Regions from separate parts of the Mus musculus genome. Here all the other regions are linked to region 3. The links are chromatin loops, found by intact Hi-C in ENCODE. Cell type or tissue: left cerebral cortex. All regions are shown on one strand. Each heading gives the region's core, and the rest is flanking DNA. Links, peaks and the distances in the headings are about the cores only.

The links. Peaks named below come from ENCODE experiments on the same cell type or tissue, not always from the same donor. Only the 100,000 strongest peaks of a DNase experiment are listed, where the experiment ranks them.
Region 1: a loop joins it to region 3, with 4 times the contacts of the local background. A loop is called at or near these places in 3 of 42 quality-filtered maps.
Region 2: a loop joins it to region 3, with 3 times the contacts of the local background. A loop is called at or near these places in 6 of 42 quality-filtered maps.

Annotation. Positions count from the first base shown.
Region 1 is chr15:101,041,051-101,044,387 of GRCm38, reverse strand. It overlaps Scn8a (sodium channel, voltage-gated, type VIII, alpha), which reads right to left. Exons shown (of 26, transcript NM_011323.3): 26 at 1-3,337. Among named protein-coding and RNA genes, the nearest start is that of Fignl2, 12 kb to the left of the region's middle. In left cerebral cortex, for the core only: CTCF peaks have their summits at 1,546 (motif pointing right) and 2,350; a DNase peak (open chromatin) is centred at 1,576.
Region 2 is chr15:100,959,882-100,963,218 of GRCm38, reverse strand. The region is part of intron 5 of Scn8a (sodium channel, voltage-gated, type VIII, alpha); the gene reads right to left. Among named protein-coding and RNA genes, the nearest start is that of Scn8a, 25 kb to the right of the region's middle. In left cerebral cortex, for the core only: a CTCF peak has its summit at 1,462 (motif pointing right); DNase peaks (open chromatin) are centred at 1,491 and 2,023; H3K27ac peaks cover 1,731 bases.
Region 3 is chr15:100,868,871-100,872,207 of GRCm38, reverse strand. It overlaps a transcript of Scn8a not described here. Among named protein-coding and RNA genes, the nearest start is that of Gm35569, 37 kb to the right of the region's middle. In left cerebral cortex, for the core only: a CTCF peak has its summit at 1,583 (motif pointing right); DNase peaks (open chromatin) are centred at 998, 1,267, 1,725, 2,207 and 1 more place; H3K4me3 peaks cover 2,007 bases; H3K27ac peaks cover 1,466 bases.

The DNA of each region.
Region 1 (3,337 bases), core at 473-2,972, 170 kb before region 3:
GGGGGGCTCTGTTTTCCTTTCTCCTTCCCCAAAGCTCCAGGGTCCCAGTTCCCAGACCTCAATAACTGGAAAGTCAAACAGACACACAGCAAGACGGGCTTCCCTTGTGTGGTTAAAAAGGGCCGTATTTTTTGTTTGTTTGTTTGTTTTGTAAATTTTGTTTCCTTTTGGCTAATAGTGATTTACTTTTCTAAAGATCAGGTATCGTTTAGGGCAGCATCAGGCTCCATGCACTCACTAGCACACTATGGGTCTCTTACAGTTTACGTGGGTTGTGGTGATGAGAGAAGCCCTTTGGGCACTCTATGTCGCTTCAGGGGCCCTGAGGGGGAGCTTGTCTCTCTGTGCGCAGCTTCAGATGCCCAAGTGGCTCATTTCCAGATGGTGAGAGCAGATCACTCAGACTCGGCTTTCCTGCTCCCACCCTCTGCCCTGTGACTCCCAGCCTCTCACCCTAAGCCACAGGGAAGTTAAGGAAGAAGGGAGTGTTTTCACACAACCAGTAGTCATGGCGACTACTGCTCAGGGGCTTTGGCTCTGCGTTTTAAATGAACAGCATCACATGACTTTTTGCTTTTTTGTCCTTTTTATTATTATTATTATTATTTTTAAAGGAGGATCGTGGAATATAAATACTGCACCAAGGACCCGGCTACAAAAAATAAATATTTATATTATATTTATATATCTATATATATATGTGCAGTGGTACTGGCTGCTGCCGCTCTTTGACAGGCTTCATGAATATTTGGCAAAGCCCTGCCACTTGCTCACGCAATGAGGACGCAAAACAAAACCAAACCAACCAAAACCTGCCGTAGCTGATTCTTTAAGGTTCGATGCCTGTTAACTGCGGGTGTGAACTGCTGGTGATGGTGTGGTTCACAAGAAAGGATCATGGAGTGGGACAGAGAGAGCGAGGCGGGCAGAGAGTGGCTGGGTGGACAGATGGAAGGTGAGGGGCATTGCTGGGAGAGGTCTGATCAGAGTGAAAGTTAGAGCAAGCAGACTCGGAGGTGGCTTCTTCCCTGCGAGGCTGTTGGAGGGTGTGAGAAACTGAGGCACAGCCTGCTGGGCTGGGTCAGGAGCTGGGGTAGGAGGGTCAGATCTAATCGCTGAACATTACTAGCATGGCGCTTGGTGTTCCTAGCAGGATCAAATAGCTGTTGCCCATCTCAAGATCTAAGAACAATGATTGAGTTTAGCCAAATCTTGCATAGAAGTGGTTAGAATTTATTGCACATTGGAACAAAAATATATATATATTTTGTTGTTTTGGAAAATACCATTAGCAATAAAAAATTTTTTGTCTGTCTGTCTGGTTAGGGGTATACATTGGCTGACAGCTTCTAAATTCTAAGAAGAAAGGAAAGTATAAAAAATAAAAATAACCATGACAATGGCGTAAGCCAGAAGCCATTTCCTATTTAATAAGTTAGTAATTTGTATTTACAAAAAGGCATGCCAATAAAATAAAATTATATATTACAGTATTTATAATTCTCTTAAAAAGAATAACCACAGGTCAGCTCCTGTTTTGTGCTGTTTGCGATGTTGCCTGCAGGTGGCGCTCTAGAATTGTCCTAGCTGTGGTGACACGGACACACTCTCTGAGCTGGGAGAGTTGGACAGTGTCTACCGGTCCAAGAAGATAGAAAGCTCTGCTCACTGACTGGCTGTGGTTTGTTCTATGCAAAACTAGTCAGGTGGACTGTGAGATTACATCCAAAGTGCTTCTACTGCAAGGCGGACTGGTGCATCTGATGTGTCTACTGATGGGCCACTCGATTCCCTCCATACTATGCTCAGGGAGAGTTTGTGTTGATTTGGTTCAGAGAGACTTTCTGGCATTCGAGTGCAGCATCTTGGCTTTGAGACCTTGTGGTCAGCTGAGACACCCTGGACTAAGAACTGTCTTCTATAAAGTGGGGGATGGAATGGAAGATATGACGCCCCTCTAGAAGCCATCCCCCAACAACAGTGGGCAGGCCACTAAGCAGAAAGCAAGGTGAGCTGAAAGGAAAGGCCAGGGGAAGCTGTGACACCCTAAAGAATGACTACTGAGTCCCTTTCTCACAAAAGCCGTCGTAGAAACAAGACCAAGTGGGCTCTGTCCAGAGGCAGCTCCATCTTTCCATCAGGTCCTGTTAGAGAGCGTTATTCTACAAATGGAAGAGCCTACAGCCTTATCTCAGCCAACACTGCTGTCCTTGCCAGCCCTGAGCGGCTGGGAAGGGGAGCCCTGCTGGCTGGAGGGATATGGCAGAAGCAGGAAGAACCGTGCAGCCAGGAGCTTGTGACAACCCCTCTGCAGGACAGGGCAGTTCAGAATATCTGAACCCCTTTCCGTATCTACCTGAGCCTGGAGAAAAGCAGACAGACATGACACTGAATGCAATAAGCACCCCAAACCCCCCACAAGGTTTCTGTAAGCCCCCCAAAGGCCCCCTAGAGGTAACATGCTACAATACATAGCACTTTTATCTCTACCCCAGGGTCAGTTCTCCAGGATGAAGGCTAAACAATCAACAGGATATTGCAAGATACAAATGAACTCTTTTTTCTATTAGTATTTTTCTTTTTTTTTTCTTTTTTCTTTTTTTTTTTTTTTTTAGCCCTAGGATTTGGTTTTACAGTGACATTAATAGTACAAGCCATTCGGGGCCAGAGTCTCCCCATGTATTGGACAGAGCAGCAAAATGTACGACAATGGCTGTATGTCAGAGATGTCTGTCAAACATGTATATGCAGCGGATCCATCTGCTTGTTTGGTTGGGTTGTTTTTGTTGGTAGTGGTCAATTGGTTAATTATGTCTCCCTACCCAGAGGTGTATGAAAGACTTGTACACTGAGAGGATTGCAGCCGGTATGGAACTCTTACCATTTCTCCAAATACAGTGAACAGTGCAGGGCTGGGTCCTGTCCGAAGGCTGAGCCAATGCGAGGGACAGGATTGCTAGTGTCTGTTGGTGTATGGACCTCATGCATGACTTCTGAACACAGCATGCCATCATGCAAGTCATTTCTACGCATTGAACGAGCACAATATTTGGAATTGGCCTGAGCAAGTCCTCCTCAGCCTGAAACCCTGATTGTTTCCCCCACCGTCTCCAAACCATGTGCCACCCACGTGGAGAAGATGCTGTTATGTTAAAGAAACAGACGATTAGTGACATAGGCTGAATGTGTGTGTGTGTGTGTATGTGTCTGTGTGTGTCTTTGTGTGTCTGTATGTGTGTGTGTTTCTTTTTGCTGCTTAGCTTAACTAATGTAAGAATGCAAATATTGTTTGCATGAACAAACAAACTTTTAAAGTGATGCTTTCTGCTTCTGAGAA
Region 2 (3,337 bases), core at 473-2,972, 91 kb before region 3:
GACCCACAACTCTGAAGACAGCAGTATGTCTTAGCACTGGGAGCTGCAGGTTCGCCTGGGAGCCCACCACAGCACCCAGAGCTGCAGTTCTCCCTCGCTCCAGGTCTGACCAAGGTGAAGGAAGGGTCCTCTCCAGGAGAACTCCTGAGATCAGGGCAGGTGTTAGGTGACACTTCCGATGGAGTCAACAGATGATCACTTTCTGCCCTGGCCGCCACTGAATAAAAAGCGAGAGCAGTGGTGGCCCACACCTTTAATCCCAGCACTTGGGAGGCAGAGGCAGGCGGATTTCTGAGTTCGAGGCCAGCCTGGTCTACAAAGTGAGTTCCAGGACAGCCAGGGCTACACAGAGAAACCCTGTCTCAAAAACAACAACAAAACAAAATTAAGAAAGAAAGATGTGAACTTCCCAGCAGAATAGCTCCATGTCAGGGGGAACCTCACCAATTCTGCCCCCAAAACAATGGCTCTCTCAGCACAGAGGTATGCACCGTTCTCCAAGATGATGCCTTCGAAGCAAAGAAGAAGCCACAAGTGGCCTGTCTGCCCAATCTTGAGCCATCAAATAAGTAGGGTCAGAATGTGAGATTGGTCTTTTGTAAGTGCCACGGAGGTTCTTGGGGAAAGACTTCTTATACAAAAGGTTGGCGTGTACTAATAGAATCCTGGCTGACCTGACACATTCAAAACAACTACCAAGATGTAAAACTGAAAAAAACAAAAACAAAAGCAAAACGCTAACCAGGACAAGATGGGGTGAAGGCTCTCGGCAAGCATTTCTCACATGAGAGCTGAGCTGCAGAGATTGCCACGAGATCTTACAGGCTCCGTGTTGTGTCAACTCCTGGTTACCCTCTGAAGCAGCTAATCTGGACTGTCAACTTGACAGGGTTTGGAATTGCTAAGAGACAAGCTTCTGGGGCGTGTCCGAGAGGGTGTCCATGCAGGTTTCAATGAGGTGCAGAAAGTCTACCCTCAGGGTTGGGTGTGGCCATTCCACGAGCTAGGGTCCTGCACTAAACACAAAGGCCAGCGGCGTGGCAAGCATCGAGCATCAGGGAGCATCGCGCTAGCTGTGTACCCGTGTGACCAGTGGCCCCATGTTCCTGCCGCCATACCTGCTCACATGATGGACTGCACTTCTCTATGCAACACGAACCCTCCCTCCTTCGGTTGCTTTCATCAGACAGTCTGTCACGAAAGCCTGAAAAGTGACCGATATGCCCAGGCTTCCTTTCATAGCCCTAACCGCTTCAGGAAAAGCCTAAGATCCAAATGGCTAATGGGAGAAGGGGGAGAGCGGAAAATCCTTCTGACGTGGTTGTGTACATGACTTTAGTGTTTACTGAGAGCTACTGTGTCCCAGCTCTGCAACCTGGGAGCAAAGTAACTTTGACTTTTTTTTTTTTTTTTTTTTTTTTAAGCAAGAGATAGCTGCTGATCCACTGATGTACACAAGGTGGCCCCACCTTGGAAGGAAACATGGATAGCTTACAGGAACAGGACATCAGCCCTCCAGGGAATGACAGACAAGTTCCGAATTCTACAGAAGATGCCAACACCTGGGTTTCCCTCAGAAATGCTTAACAGCGAGAAAAAGCTTTGTCACTGACAGGACTGCTAGCTTTACTATAGTTAAAGTTAGTTTTTCATCACAGTTAGCTTCCCAAAGCTCGACTCGGGGGGGGGGGGGGCGTGGGGAGGGGTCACTTATGGGAATAGTAATCCGAGAATCTACCTCAGACCGTGAAGCTTGGACATAGACCTTTTATTGGGCTTTTACGGTAAGTGCTTCTAGTACAAGCATTTATGCAGCACTGCTGTGGACCAGGCCCTATGCTATAGACACTACATATTTACACATGCACACGCATGCACACACGCTACAGAGTATTAAGTAACCTGACAGGAATTACTTTGCAGAAATTCCCGGCTTGAAAGTTAACCCTACAGCAGAGACAAGAACAGCAGTGATGAGCCAGGCTGGGGAGAGCATCTGCTGCCCCAGTTAGTGAACAGAACACAGCTTTCCGATTTAATTCTGGAAGAGAAGTTTTGAGATCACAAGAACATAAAGAGACAGATGCCTCGCAGGGTGTGCTGGGGAGATGAGCAGGAACATGGAATCGTGTTAAAGGGGCCAGAGGAGCAGAGAGACCAAGGGGAAAGGGAAAGGAGAGACATGGTGGTCCAGCTGCTGCAGATGAAGGCCTGCCTGGGGGTTACCACCCTTGTGGTTCCTCTCCTCACACCTCAGATCTCTGTGTCCCCACCCCCACCCCCTCACCTAGGACACTGGCGTGATGTTGAATAGAGGATAAAAGAACGGTTTCTGTAATCAGCCACAAGAGGAGGGCCTACAAGATCAGGCGATGGTGCTTGCTCAGCACCCTGTTTCCATAGAACCCAGGGGACAGCGGGACTCTAAGGAGTCTCCCTTTCTCTCCTCGACCCTAGCTAAAGCCCAGACGGCATCAACATGCCTTTGTCTCTGCCTCGTTGCTGTCAGTCTTAACCTCAAACATACCTTCCCTTCTAGATTTCAAGGCCGGTTGGTTCTTAGAAAGGTTATTTCCCCGGATGCAATGATTTTAGATGACAGAATCTTAACCTGATGGTGGATGGGGTGTCTGTGAAATTTCATCTGTGTCTCTAGGGGACCAAAAACCCTCAAGAGATTTAGAACCACTGAGCTAGCTGGACCAGGTCAGAGTAAAAGGCAAATATCTTTAGGAGATTGTCACTGAACTAGTCTTCCGCCCACTCTCTTCTTCCTTTCGTCCCTTCCAGTTTCTCCGATTTTTGTTTACGGCTTACCTTTGACTTTAAATCAGCACCTGTATACGCTCTCACCGGGGTTTGCACTTGAGAGCGACCCCTGAGACCCCTGAGTCTGCTCCCAGGAGACACCTACCAGGTCTCACTCTACCGAAGCAGACACTTGCAAAATATGGGAGACGGTAACTTAAAATCTGTCTCACTGACTTCCAAGCCTTCTCCACTTTAACTAGTCTGACCTGACTAGTTAACTGGGCAAGTTGCTCCTTGACTAAAATGATTACATTCGTATAACACCAGTAAAAGTACAAGTCTTTGGATAACATGCTGTTGGCAGAACATGCTACGGGAAGTCTGAAATCACAAGCAGTGGAATGGGGGTGGATATTAAAGACACTGTAATTCCATGAGGCCATGATTCGAGTGGTCCACATACAGAGGCACAGCCCACCCCGGTACACCTCTCCTCGGGTGCTGTGAGGGCCTAAGGGTTTATAAGCATGTGCTTTTTTTATTTTTTATTTCAAACGCATGGATGGAATGAGAGCCGCATGCCCGG
Region 3 (3,337 bases), core at 532-3,031:
TTGGAACCTCCAGTTATAAAATGTATTCCCCCGGTGCTTCAAAAACTGCAGTGTAAGTGAGGGAGAGGGCACAGGGTGGAGTAGTTGGAAGGAATGCATGGTTTGGAGAATTCCTGCTTATTGGGCTGAAAAATAACTCCCACTCCAACCTAACTCGAACCTAGGGGACGCTGAAGGGGTCTGACAGCCCCCACTACCGCCCGGAAAGTTAACTGCCAAGTCTCCACCGGTGGTTGCTGCGGGCAATGGAGAGGACAGAGCGGTGCTCCCCGGAGAAATGCAGAGGTTTTGCGGTCCCCAGGGTACCAAGGGTGAAGCAGAGAGGAAGGATCCAAGCTATGGATCTGGGCAAACAGTTCTGTATCCCAACGCTAACAAGAAGCCCAGGGTGCTGCTGCCCGTGGTAAGGTGGGGGAGGGAAGGGAGCGAGGAGAGGAACGAGCTCTGCATAGGGTGGCGTAGGGGTGGGGTGGGGGAAGGGGGATATTCTGAAAGTGATGTACTCTGATGCAGGAATCCTAACCTGCTAAGGAAGGTCGCGAGGGGCTCCAACACAATCCCTGAGCACCCTGGCGAGAGGGGGAATGATACATCCAAGTAAAGGAGTGAAGGACAGGAGGTGTCCTGACTGCCCCACGAGCCCATGAGTCCCCCGGCTTCTGCAGTTGTTAGCAATGTGGAGCCGAATGAGGGAGGATCCAGTAAGGACTGGGGGAGGGGGCAGAGAAGAGGGGCTGCAGAGCAGCCCGAGAGCCCCGGCCGGGCTGGCACTGGGGGCTGGGTGCCGGCTGCAGCGCCGAGGGGACACCGGGGCAAGCCCGCGTCCCTGGACGACCAGGCAACCTGGAGGGCAGGGTGTCCAGGGGTGGGAGCTGGTGGTCCCCCATCCTCCTCAGGAACCCCGGCAAACACCGTAGAAGGAAGCAAGACTTCCAAACACCCGTGCAAAGCACGAAGGGCATAAACCCCGCTCCACGGCGGCCACGCGAGCCCCGTGAGCCCCGCGGCCCGCGAGCCGCGCCGTGCGCTCTGCGGCAAAGCCCCGGGCTGAGAGGGGCGAGCCCGCTCCAGGGTCCCGGGGCGAGAGGGGAGCCCAGGCCGAGGAGCGGCGCCGGGCCGGGGGCTCCGGGGCAACTTACGGCGGCGGCGGCGGCGGGCGAGGCGGCGGCGGCCCTAGCGCGGGGCCCGGGAGGCGCGGCCGGACTGCAGAGGCGCCGAGGCTGCGGCGGGCGGGACTGCGGTGGGCGCCATCTTGGAGCGCTCCCCGCGCCCGCCCCCCGCGCTGCGCGAGCCCTTGCATAATTGATGACTCGCGCCGCGCGCGCCGCCGCGCGCCCCCGCCGCCGGGCCCCCGCGCGACCCTCCGCGCGCGCCCCCCGCCCGCGCCCCGCGCCCGCCCGTCCTCCTACCCGGCCGCCCGGCCGCCCGGCCGCCCGCGCCCCGCGCCCGCCCCGCCGCACCTACCCTGCCGGGCGCGCCCGGCCGCCCGCTCGCCCGCTCGCCTGCCTTCTTCGCTCCCAGCTCCCCGGCCTGCGTCCCGGCGCTCCGGACTGGATGCGCGCCGGAGCCCGACCGGCAGGGGGCGCCGCGCCCGAGCGCCTGGGAGCGTCCCCGGGCCCGCCTCCGCGACGCCCCCGCCGGCCCCACGAGCACCGGCGTCGACACCCGATAGATGCTCTGCGGCCCTGGTCAATGACAAGAGTCTCCTTGCTCCCGGGCACGCCCGGTCACCGTGCGACCGCAGTCGGAGTATCTGACTTGATCCTTGGTCAACTGATCCAACGCACAGCAAATGAAAGCTAGTGTTACGACAGGGGCCTGCCGTGAGTGGCAAAGACGCTTCCTCGGGTTTGGAAGCTTAGAGGTCACCTTACCTTCTCCAAACTCAGTGGGTAGATCTGTGAAGTTGGCATGAGCCTTTGAACTGCTTCCACATGCCTAAGGAGCTTCACGGTGAAGGTGAGGAGGACTCCTGGCGGTGTCTCTCGAAACGCAAATTCAGTTGACACTGAACAGCACCCTCTTTAAGCAGTGGCGGGTGACAACCTGTCCAAACCTCAGTGTTCTGTCACTAGAAGGGAACAGTCAATCGCGGCACCAAGCTGATAGCTTTATTGTAGAGACTAAAGGGGAAGTGCATTTACAGTTTTCTAACACAGCCCAGCACGGGATGTGGCATAATGTGTCCATTACATGCATTTTACAGTAGCTTTCTCGAGATATATTTGGCTCACGGTAAGCGCCATGTTTAGAATATATTTTGACATGTGTGTGCGTGCAGGAACTCCTCGACACTAAGGTGATGGGCATGCCCAAAGTTTCCTTGTGCCTCTTTGCAATCCAGCTTTGCATTGCCCACACACACAAGCCTCCCCCAGGCAACCGCTAATCTTCTATTACTGTACATTGGTTTGCATTTTCCAGAGTTAATAGGATCATACAGTATGAACCTTTTTTTTGGGGGGGAGGGGTATAGGACACTTCTCTCAGCATGATTATTTTGAGTTTTTTTTTTTTTATGCTGCCGCGAGGTATTCATTTCTTCTTGCCACTGGGTAATAATCATTATGAAGGGGCATACCAAATTTTAAACTGCTTATTGATGACATTTGAACTAGCGCCAGGTTTTTGCTCGTTACAGATTAATCTGCTATGAATGCATCTTTGTATGAAGACATTCTCTTATCTCTCTGGGTATAAATATCTAGGAAGGAAATGTCTGGATTCTTTTAGGTAACTTAACAAAATTAAGAAAATTCAGGGACTGCAGGTGTGCTCTATTGGTAGCGTGCTTGCCCACATGCTCAAAGCCCTGGGGGGCCTCTCCGACACCAGCCACGTAACCCACGTAACCCAGAGAAGGTCATTCTCGGGAACATAGCAAGTTTCAGGCTGGAGGTCCCCATGTTTCAAAGCTAAAATAACAACAAAAAGAAAGGAGGTTCTGAGCTGCTGTTCAAAGCGCTTCTGCCATTTCAGTTCCAGCCCACAGCACAGTAGGTCATCAGCCCACAGCACAGTAGGGCATCAGTGCCCCACATCCTCGTCAGCATCTGGCATGACCAGGCTTTTTAATTTTAGCCGTTCTAATAGTGTGATGAATTATTCCACTGCGGTTTTAGCTTCTGTTTCACTAATGACTAAATGTGTTAAATGTCTTGGCTCAGTAAATCCTGCTGGTTGAAGTTGTCTATTTGGGTCTTTCATACTTTAGAGGGTGTTTGCTTATTGAAACTTGAACTATTCATATTTCTTACAGATATACATCTTCTAAGTCACATGGTTGGCAAATGTTGTTTCCTAGTGTGGATTTATATTTTTTTGTCTCTTGATAAAA